2 separate regions of the Homo sapiens genome follow, and region 2 is linked to region 1. Evidence: read pairs that join two places in POLR2A ChIA-PET (ENCODE). Cell type or tissue: PC-3. All regions are shown on one strand.

Region 1 (5,000 bases):
GACAGGGTTTTACTGTGTTAGCCAGGATTGTATTATGTTTTGACTTCTACAATTTTATATCTCTCTGTACACTGACGTTTTATGGATTATGATTTTCTGTCACTCTATAGGACTGAGGTAGTCCCATCAAGTCTCAGTGCACAAAGGCTCAGCTCAGCACCTAGCATCCATGTCCTGCAGACCACAAATTACCAACCTGTTCTTTTTATTATTTCCCAAACAGCACTGGCAGTGGCAGGTATGAGAGAATGCTGATCAAGGCACAATCTTCCAATATTGATAATATGAAATCCATCTACATCTTTTTCTGGGGCAATTCCATTGCATATTGTTCGCTCATCAACGTGGTCTGAAAAATAAATAAAATTTGTCTAATTTTAAAATTGTTATTTATTTGGTAGCCTGAAAAATGAAATCTGAGAATCTAAAGCCACATCACTTATAATTCGGCTCTAAAAAAGGTGTAAAGTCATTATTATTATTATTATTATTATTTGCCACCAAAATAGTAAGCCAAAGTGCTCTTGACTGATGGCTGTAATGAACTGCAGTTGGAGTATATGCTATTCCAGAGCCAAAAGTGGCTGGACCGGTGAAAGAAAAAAAATTGTGAATTAAACAATACCAATGAGATCTGGTAATAGCCAGGTGTCATGTCTTTGTTTCAGTAAGTTTGTATATTTACAGGGTTTGAATCCACATTTCTATGACACAAGACAGTTCTCCTAATAGGCTTCTATTAAATACTTCGAATATTGGAGATTAAAAGGGGTTTGTTAGTGTTAAGAATAGTCATAACATCATGAGTTCTTAGCTTCCTCTTAAATGACATAACAAAAAATCTAATATAAAACACACACGCACACACACACATCTTTTCTCTAAAGCATTGTCACAGTGAAATAAAAAATATTACTATGATTTGCTATATGGAAGAAAAAGAACACAACCTGAGTAATAAAGTAATCAAATGAAATATGGGATGCCAATCATCTCATTTTTTAAAAGTAAGTATAGAAATATAAAATAGGCTCCTATTACTCTATGCAGAGTAGTTTAAATTATCACTAACCTAACAATTAACCCATATGCCTAATATACTAAAAGTATATTTTCTATGTAAAAGTTTATTCGGCCATTATATAATGCGATTTAGACATAATTCTTTAAAACATTATAAAAGTCCAAGTTCAAACTTTTCAGAAAGCTATGCCTTGGGTTTTATATCTTTTGTATTCTAAAAGTGTGCTACTGCTACCTTAAGTCAAGCTAATTAACCATAATTAGATTACAAAAGTCCTTGAAATATATAAAAGTATTCATCTGAATCATATTCAAATAGAAACTGAGTCTTTGGAAAGTCTCTCCATTCAATAGTTTTTCACTTTTAATAACTGCATTCAGTCTAGAATGTTTTAGCAGGGCCTCCATCTATTTTCTCTATAGCTTGGAGATCATCATATAGATTCTAGTCAAACTTTTAAAAGAATACATATTTAACTTATTACATGAGGGTAAAAATACTGGTTCTTTTTTAAAAAAAATCTAGGTGATGATGATGATAAGTCATTTTTAAATCACCTACCACTCACGCGGAAGCTTCATGACATGGATATTTTTTACAATGAAATGAAAAGCTTTATAGATGAAAAGAAAAACAACTATATTTGGAGTATCTATTTTTAGCTAGGACTCAAATTAGTTTATTTCTAAGTTCAAAACTGGCTAATATATGCATGGGCTGGGCTACTGATTAAAAAGAACTCAACAAGGACTCTTTGTAGATTTTAAGAACCATTCTCCAAACAATAAGCCTCAATTACACTGTATGTTGCCATCTACCATTTTTTGCGCTCCCATTCACTGAAAATAACATTAAAGCTGTAACAAATATTTCAGTTCACACACCAGCTGAAATACTTGAGAAGAAATGTAAGCATCTGAAAATCTGGAAGCCAGAACTAGAGACTGGTGGTTACAGATCTGTCCTCTTGCATATGCCAACTTCAACTCAGATCATAATTCAGATCACCATTTTGGTTTGTCTTAAATATTTAAGTATTACTAGTTTAAAAGACAGATGAATGGACATACAAAATGTATAGCAGATTCATAAAACCTGAATCTAAAAGGAAAAGAGCTCCATATGAGTAGATGAAAAAAGTGAAGATCATAAAAATCCAGAAAACCAATTCATTTATCATTTTTATGTAACTCTGCTATCTCAGCAGTGTATTAAATCTAACATATATCTTTTTCCAGGAGAGATCTACCTATTACTATGTAGTATACAGTATATAGCAATAATGTGAACTACTCTATCTACATTTAAAAAGTGCTTTACAATGATTATATTACCTTTACATCAATTTCCTTTTAATCTTCATAGTTACTGGGGATAAAAGTAGGAAAGGTATGATCATGCCCATTTTAAAGACAAGTTCAAGGAGTTAGAGTCAATCTCAAATCACTACTAAGAATCCAGAATTTAAATCCATATCTTTTTGTTCTAAGATCAGTTTTTCCTTTTGTATCATACAGAAGTCATAATAAATATTAATCATTTTAAATACCATTAAAAATTAAAATCACAGAGGCCTCCCTCCCAACTCCTAATAAGACATTTGATAACTCTAAAATATCCCAAGAAATGTATTGTTTCTCCTAGGGCTCCAAATATAACACTATTCCTAGATTAAGTAATACTTGTCTAAGCACATGCAAAAAAGCATCAAACATTTTACATTTAGGATTACAGGTAATCCTACTTCCTTTTGTTATATGAGTAAGAGAAATAAATACATTTCCTGTTTGTGACTGACTGCTACTAAAAGTCTCCCAAAATCTCACCCTTGGGGCACATAACTTGAACAGAAAAAACAATCGTGAGACTTAATAGCATCAATTTTCTCACAGCAGTTATACAACATGTTTGATTCACAGGATACATTGGTAAACAACCAACCATTTAATATCTTACCCAAATGAATGATAAAACTGGTTTTATTCACTTTGTGTTTTCCCCCCTTCTATTTAAAGTTATGAGAAGTCATTAAATCATGCTAGGAAAAACAGAAGTCATCAAATCAAAATCTGAACCACTGTAATAAAACAGCTCAGATAATGCCTTTAGGACACTGTAGATTTACTATATTGAATGAATATATGTTTTGTATGGGTTTTTTTTTTTTTTTTTTGAGACAGAGTCTCATTCTGTTCCCCAGGCTGGAGTGCAGTGGTATGATCTCAGGTCACTGCAACCTCCGCCTCCTGGGTTCAGTAGATTCTTCTGCCTCAGCCTCCCCAGTAGCTGGGACTATAGGCATGTGCCACCATGCCTGGTTAATTTTTGTATTTTTAGTACAGATGGGGTTTCACCATATTGGCCAGGCTGGTCTCAAACTCCTGACCTCGTGATCCACCACCTCGGCCTCCCAAAGTGCTGGGATTACAGGCATGAGCCACTGAGCCTGGCCACTGAATACATATTTTTGCGATGTATTTATAATATGCTTAATTGTCTTTGGACAATGAACAGAAAAAAAAAGGAACAAACAAATTACTGGCTTATTTTCCACCTATAGATTTTTACAACATTACTGTTTAAAAATGCCACCTTCCACTTCCCCCACATCTGTTGGATAAGTGCAAGCTCATCCGTATAGTAAACATTGTGTCCTTTAGCTTATTTTTCCTATAGTCTCTTCTCTGTGTGTTCCATACCTTTACCAACCATCATCATCACATGCCCTCCACTCTAGTCACACCAAACCATGTCCTTTCCCCAAGCCCTTAGCATTAACTTCTGCATTGCTATTGCTCATGATGATTTTTTTCACTACTAATCCTTTCTTCTCAGTTTTTTTCACATCCTATTCATTCTTCAATGCATTGATCAATTGCCCCCTGTTGAAATGATCACAAATTGAAACAATATTTTTTTCCTCTGCTTTCCCATGGAACTGCTATAAAAAATACTTAGCACACTAGTTCAGTTAATGATATTAGTTGTTTAATTATCTCTATCATTTATGAATGTGAGCCTTTTAGGACACAGTCTGTCTTAAACTGATTCACTTATAACTACTCCATCTCAGTTGATGGTGTGAAAAAAAAAATCTTGGGCCCCCAAAATCACTAAGCTAAAGGGAAAATTCAAGCTGGGAACTGCTCAGAGCAAATCTGCCTCCCATTCTATTCAAAGTCATCCTTCTGCTCACTGAGATAGAGGAATGTTCTGATTGCCTCTTTTGGAAAGGCTTATCAGAAACTCAAAAGAATACAACCATTTGTCTCTCACCTACCTGTGACCTGGAAGACTCCTCCCCTGCTTCAAGTTGTCCCCGCCTTTCTGGATGGAACCAGTGTACTTCTTACATATGTTGATTGATGTCTCACGACTCCCTAAAATGTATAAAACCAAGCTGTGGCCCAACTACCTTGGGCACATGTTTTCAGGACTCTGAGGCTGTCTAATGGGTGCATGTCTTCAACCTTGGCAAAATAAACTGACATTTGTCTCAGATTTTCAGGGTTCATAATGGGAAACCCATCCTTCTGTGCTACTTGCCAAGAAAACCTGGAGTCATCTTAAATATCCCTCTTTCTCTCACACCTAACATCCAAACCATTGGAAAATCTGTTGACTTTCTTCATAATAATATATCTAGCACTTTATCAGTCTCACCATGTTCATGATACTACTCTACTTTGAGTGAACATTATTCTTCCTGTCAATTCTTGAAACAGCCTCCTAATTAGTTTCCTTCTTCTATATGTGCAACCATACAATTTATTCACAAAACAGCAATAGAGTTATACCTTTGAAGTACATATTTGATCACATTGCTTTTCTCAAAACCCTGCAATGTTATTACCTTAAAAATTGCAAACAAGGCTCTACATGATTTTTACTGCACCAAAACCATAGCTATGTGTCTAATCCCATCACTGGTTACTCTCGTCTTCTCTCAATCTGTGAGCATCAAGCTGGTCCCCTT
Region 2 (5,000 bases), 200 kb after region 1:
TAAAATAAAAAAATAAATAGAAAGCAGAGGACAGTTTCAGGTGGAATACCTTGGAAGCCTCTAGGACCCTTGATATTACTGCAATCTCAAAGGCAAGAGTGGAAGGACTGAGGATATCAATAGCTTAAAATATGGTTGTTGGGAAACACAATAAAGTGGTTAGCCAGATTGGGGAGAGCTGCTAGGGGGTGTTTGCCAGCAATTGTGAAGAAAGTGGTTTGTAATCTGGAAACCATTAAAAATTACTGGGGCAGATTCTCTGGTGCTTGACTGCCAGTGCTGGATTTTCTACTACTTAACTCATGCTCTACTTACTTTGCCTAGCTGCAAAATGGGGGAGAAAATTTCTCTTATCCAAGAATCAATGTGAGGCTCAAGAAATAATGAACATTAAGTGTTTTGGAAGGCAAAAATCATTTATACTGTATTAGTTTATATTACATTATACTGTGGTATAATGACTAAAATAGGATTGCTTTAGACAGACAGTTAAGCCTTCAGGCTGTCAGGATGCTGATACCATTGGATGAATTATTCTATTTTAGTTGGGAACAAAAATAACAGAGTTTTTCTCTACCACCTGGATACAGTGCAGGTAAGACAAATGGCTTTTGTTTAAACTGATGATAAAGAAGCAACTACTGTTAAAGTGCTGTGTCTTCAGTGGTTCTTGGTGCTGTCATACTCAACCTTAGAGGACTTTTGGACCATCCACGTTTGTACAAAGCCAACATCCAAGATGCCTATATAGGAACCAGACATGGGCAGTGGGCCAGAGTGATTTCCATGGGAAGCCAGTTTAAGTGACATATTGCTTCCTGATTAGGTTGGGCAACCCAACAGCCCATTTCTAGTGGGGACTTTCTATCATGTGCTTGTCAGCTAAAGAAGTGTTTTTTTTCTTCTTGCATTCCATAAACAAGCTACAGTGAATTGATTCAGAGTGCAAACCAGGTGAGATATATACATTTATAAGACCGTCAGGAGGAACTGGCAATCTTTTCTCATGATCCATCTCAGATTTCACCATTTGGCGCCAAAAACAAATTCGTGTGTTCACTTATGTTTAAAATAGCTTATTTAGAACTAACGTAAACACACACACACACACACAGTTTAAAAGTCAATAACCTATGTAATTAAACTTCTTTTAAAAGAACAAAGTCTTATCCTATGGTTTACTCCCTGTGGTTACGTTGAATTTAATTGCCCAAGATTTTTTGAAGTGTTATCACTTCACCTAGGCTTAACTTTTGTCTTTCGATACACTCTAATCTCTAAAACGTCAACATACTAAATCTGCAGGCTGTTTTCTACAGATTACCACTCCCCAGAAAGATGAAGAATTACATTTTCTGAGTCAGGTATGATGCTGGTGATGTCAAGAAGCTGTGAAGACTTCTCATTTAGTTTCCCACAGAGTAAGGCCCATACCACCAAACCTTACTCAGCCAGTGAATTTCTGAAGTTTCCTTCCAAAATAAAAGTTGTTAAGGTCTATGACATCTCTTTCTTGCTCACCAATGGAGGTGATGGATGGGGGAGTTAATAAAATTCCCAGTATCATAGGAGACAAGGAAAAGAGTTGTGTTTCATGACTGGTTTCTCATTGCCATCATGTTTACTGATTACCTTTGCTGGTCTGCTGTGAGGGCAAGGGTCTTCAGAACCAGCCAGAAGAGGATCTAGTTAGATTTCCATGAAAGAAAGCCTATGTGTCATTCCAATACAATAACCCATTCCTGCCATGGAGCAAGACAGTGGAAAACCCTTAAACCTTCAGTGCTTTAACTCCTCCACAGATAACAGAAGGAGAGAGGGAGAGGAAGCTGGAAACTACTTCACCCTTCAATTTCAGGCAGCAGTGCAGGGCTCACTGGGGACTAGAGTAGGCCTGTGGAAACAGCGTTGGTCACCAGTAATCATGAAACTCGATGGTTCCAGAAACCTGTGGGGAGCATTCCTCCCTCCGTGAAGTTGTTTGAGGGAAAACAGACTGGGTGCTGTTGTGCTGCCAAATTGATACAAACCCCTACAAGAAGCTTTCACATGAGCCCTTCAAACTCATCAGCCTCCCACAGCATCTCCAAATGGTGTCAAATACATATCTGGGGCTGGGAACAGAGCTGGGGCAGGCCTGGGATCCCTGGCAAGCTTTAGCCTGCGCTCACCATACTACACCTCACCCCCAACAAGACCAAAACCTCTTCCAATTCAATAGCATAGCAACTGCCAATAGCAAGGTATCTTCCATGGCAATTTGCTGGGTGATTTTGGAAGATTTTTGTTTAACTACCTGGACACACGTATACTTGCTATATACTACAAGTACAGAATTCTCAGTAAGCGGACTTACCAAAGTAGGTGATCTGTAGGGGAGTTAACAAAATTCAGTGGTCCTTTCAGGCCACTGACTTCAAGTGGCAAGAGACAAGGGTCTCTTGTTATCATGTTATCTTGGCTTCCAAAGCTGGTTGAAGTCCAGAGATTCATAAAGTCATTCAAGAAACCTAGAATGACCTGCCTGCAAGGAAGACAGGAAGGACTTTCAGTTTATAGCAATTCAAACATGAATAACATTTCCTGATTAATAGTAATAATAATTAGAAAGGATTGACTTTCAGAAATTTTTCTCAAATCAAGGCTCCTGTTACTTTGGTTCCACCTTTTCTCTCTAGAAGGAGAGGAGGAGCATCTCCCAGAGGGCTGCGTGCCTCAGAAAAGCCGGCATCCCTAGCCCGCTCTGGCACAGGCCATGAGGCCCTGCTGAATCCTGCTGAATAGCTACTCCCTTCTAGCTGGAGCCACAGCTCCCTCCACCGCGGAGCAGGGTTACAACGTCCCTCTCGGTAGAGGTGCACGCAGCTCCTCCTGGCCACCCTCCCCACCAGTTCCCATTGTCTGGCCCCCCTCCCCCAACCTCTTCTTTCCACACTGCCCCATGAGTTCAGGGAATTTCCCCAGCATCCCAAAGCTTGAGTTTCCTGTCAGTGGGGAGAGATGAGTGTAGATAAAAGGAGTGCAGAAGGCACGAGGAAGCCACAGTGCTCCGGATCCTCCAATCTTCGCTCCTCCAATCTCCGCTCCTCCACCCAGTTCAGGAACCCGCGACCGCTCGCAGCGCTCTCTTGACCACTATGAGCCTCCTGTCCAGCCGCGCGGCCCGTGTCCCCGGTCCTTCGAGCTCCTTGTGCGCGCTGTTGGTGCTGCTGCTGCTGCTGACGCAGCCAGGGCCCATCGCCAGCGGTGAGAGCGCATGGCGCGCGGGACGCACTCGCACTCGGGCACAGAGGTGCATCCCAGCCTCTGCGGGGTCGCTGCGTTCCAGGGAACTCTCCCAGCAACCTGCCCTATAAAGGGTGTCTCTCTTTCTTCCCCAGCTGGTCCTGCCGCTGCTGTGTTGAGAGAGCTGCGTTGCGTTTGTTTACAGACCACGCAAGGAGTTCATCCCAAAATGATCAGTAATCTGCAAGTGTTCGCCATAGGCCCACAGTGCTCCAAGGTGGAAGTGGTGTAAGTTCTGTGCTGCTGTGTCCGCTGTGACCTTGGCAAGAGAGAAATCCCGCAGCCTGGGTCTTCAACCTTGGTATCTCATGAGTGTATCTTCTTTTTCTTTCCTTCAGAGCCTCCCTGAAGAACGGGAAGGAAATTTGTCTTGATCCAGAAGCCCCTTTTCTAAAGAAAGTCATCCAGAAAATTTTGGACGGGTACTTGTCACTTTGATCTTTGTGGTTTCTAAATCTGATCTAGGGAGACCATAGACTTCACAAGGTCTTTATTCTCTGTACGATTTAAGTAACACTTTTCATGTTTAGAATTAAAAGGTTGTTGAATTGGGAAAGTTTTTCTGGATTGTCCTGGGAAAATATACCAATCTTACATGTAATTACTTGAGCAATTACACACAGCTTGTCACTAAGTTATGTTTTTTGTTTACCCATTGCTTTTATTGATTTTTGTATTCTCCTTTTTTACCAAACATCATAAACGCTGAGTTTTGACAAGGGTGGAGTAGAAAGGAGTGTGAAAAATGGTTAAACTAATATAACATTTTTCTCAACAGTGGAAACAAGGAAAACTGATTAAGAGAAATGAGCACGCATGGAAAAGTTTCCCAGTCTTCAGCAGAGAAGTTTTCTGGAGGTCTCTGAACCCAGGGAAGACAAGAAGGAAAGATTTTGTTGTTGTTTGTTTATTTGTTTTTCCAGTAGTTAGCTTTCTTCCTGGATTCCTCACTTTGAAGAGTGTGAGGAAAACCTATGTTTGCCGCTTAAGCTTTCAGCTCAGCTAATGAAGTGTTTAGCATAGTACCTCTGCTATTTGCTGTTATTTTATCTGCTATGCTATTGAAGTTTTGGCAATTGACTATAGTGTGAGCCAGGAATCACTGGCTGTTAATCTTTCAAAGTGTCTTGAATTGTAGGTGACTATTATATTTCCAAGAAATATTCCTTAAGATATTAACTGAGAAGGCTGTGGATTTAATGTGGAAATGATGTTTCATAAGAATTCTGTTGATGGAAATACACTGTTATCTTCACTTTTATAAGAAATAGGAAATATTTTAATGTTTCTTGGGGAATATGTTAGAGAATTTCCTTACTCTTGATTGTGGGATACTATTTAATTATTTCACTTTAGAAAGCTGAGTGTTTCACACCTTATCTATGTAGAATATATTTCCTTATTCAGAATTTCTAAAAGTTTAAGTTCTATGAGGGCTAATATCTTATCTTCCTATAATTTTAGACATTCTTTATCTTTTTAGTATGGCAAACTGCCATCATTTACTTTTAAACTTTGATTTTATATGCTATTTATTAAGTATTTTATTAGGAGTACCATAATTCTGGTAGCTAAATATATATTTTAGATAGATGAAGAAGCTAGAAAACAGGCAAATTCCTGACTGCTAGTTTATATAGAAATGTATTCTTTTAGTTTTTAAAGTAAAGGCAAACTTAACAATGACTTGTACTCTGAAAGTTTTGGAAACGTAT

The links. ChIA-PET counts read pairs that join two places held together with the same protein. Peaks named below come from ENCODE experiments on the same cell type or tissue, not always from the same donor. Only the 100,000 strongest peaks of a DNase experiment are listed, where the experiment ranks them.
Region 2: POLR2A ChIA-PET joins it to region 1 with 10 read pairs; 3 of 35 experiments call an interaction of 5 or more read pairs at or near these places.

Annotation. Positions count from the first base shown.
Region 1 is chr4:74,195,143-74,200,142 of GRCh38, reverse strand. MTHFD2L (methylenetetrahydrofolate dehydrogenase (NADP+ dependent) 2 like) reads right to left here. Exons shown (of 8, transcript NM_001144978.3): 4 at 197-349. Among named protein-coding and RNA genes, the nearest start is that of MTHFD2L, 40 kb to the right of the region's middle. In PC-3, no CTCF peak of the experiment used is centred here; a DNase peak (open chromatin) is centred at 2,882; H3K27ac peaks cover 1,836 bases.
Region 2 is chr4:73,996,719-74,001,718 of GRCh38, reverse strand. CXCL5 (C-X-C motif chemokine ligand 5) reads left to right here and starts at 3,042. Exons shown (of 4, transcript NM_002994.5): 1 at 3,042-3,246; 2 at 3,381-3,513; 3 at 3,624-3,707; 4 at 4,064-5,000. The coding sequence starts at 3,138. The coding sequence ends at 4,082. It overlaps LOC124900715 (a long non-coding RNA gene), which reads right to left and starts at 3,491. Exons shown (of 2, transcript XR_007058140.1): 1 at 2,357-3,491. In PC-3, no CTCF peak of the experiment used is centred here; no DNase peak of the experiment used is centred here; H3K4me3 peaks cover 856 bases.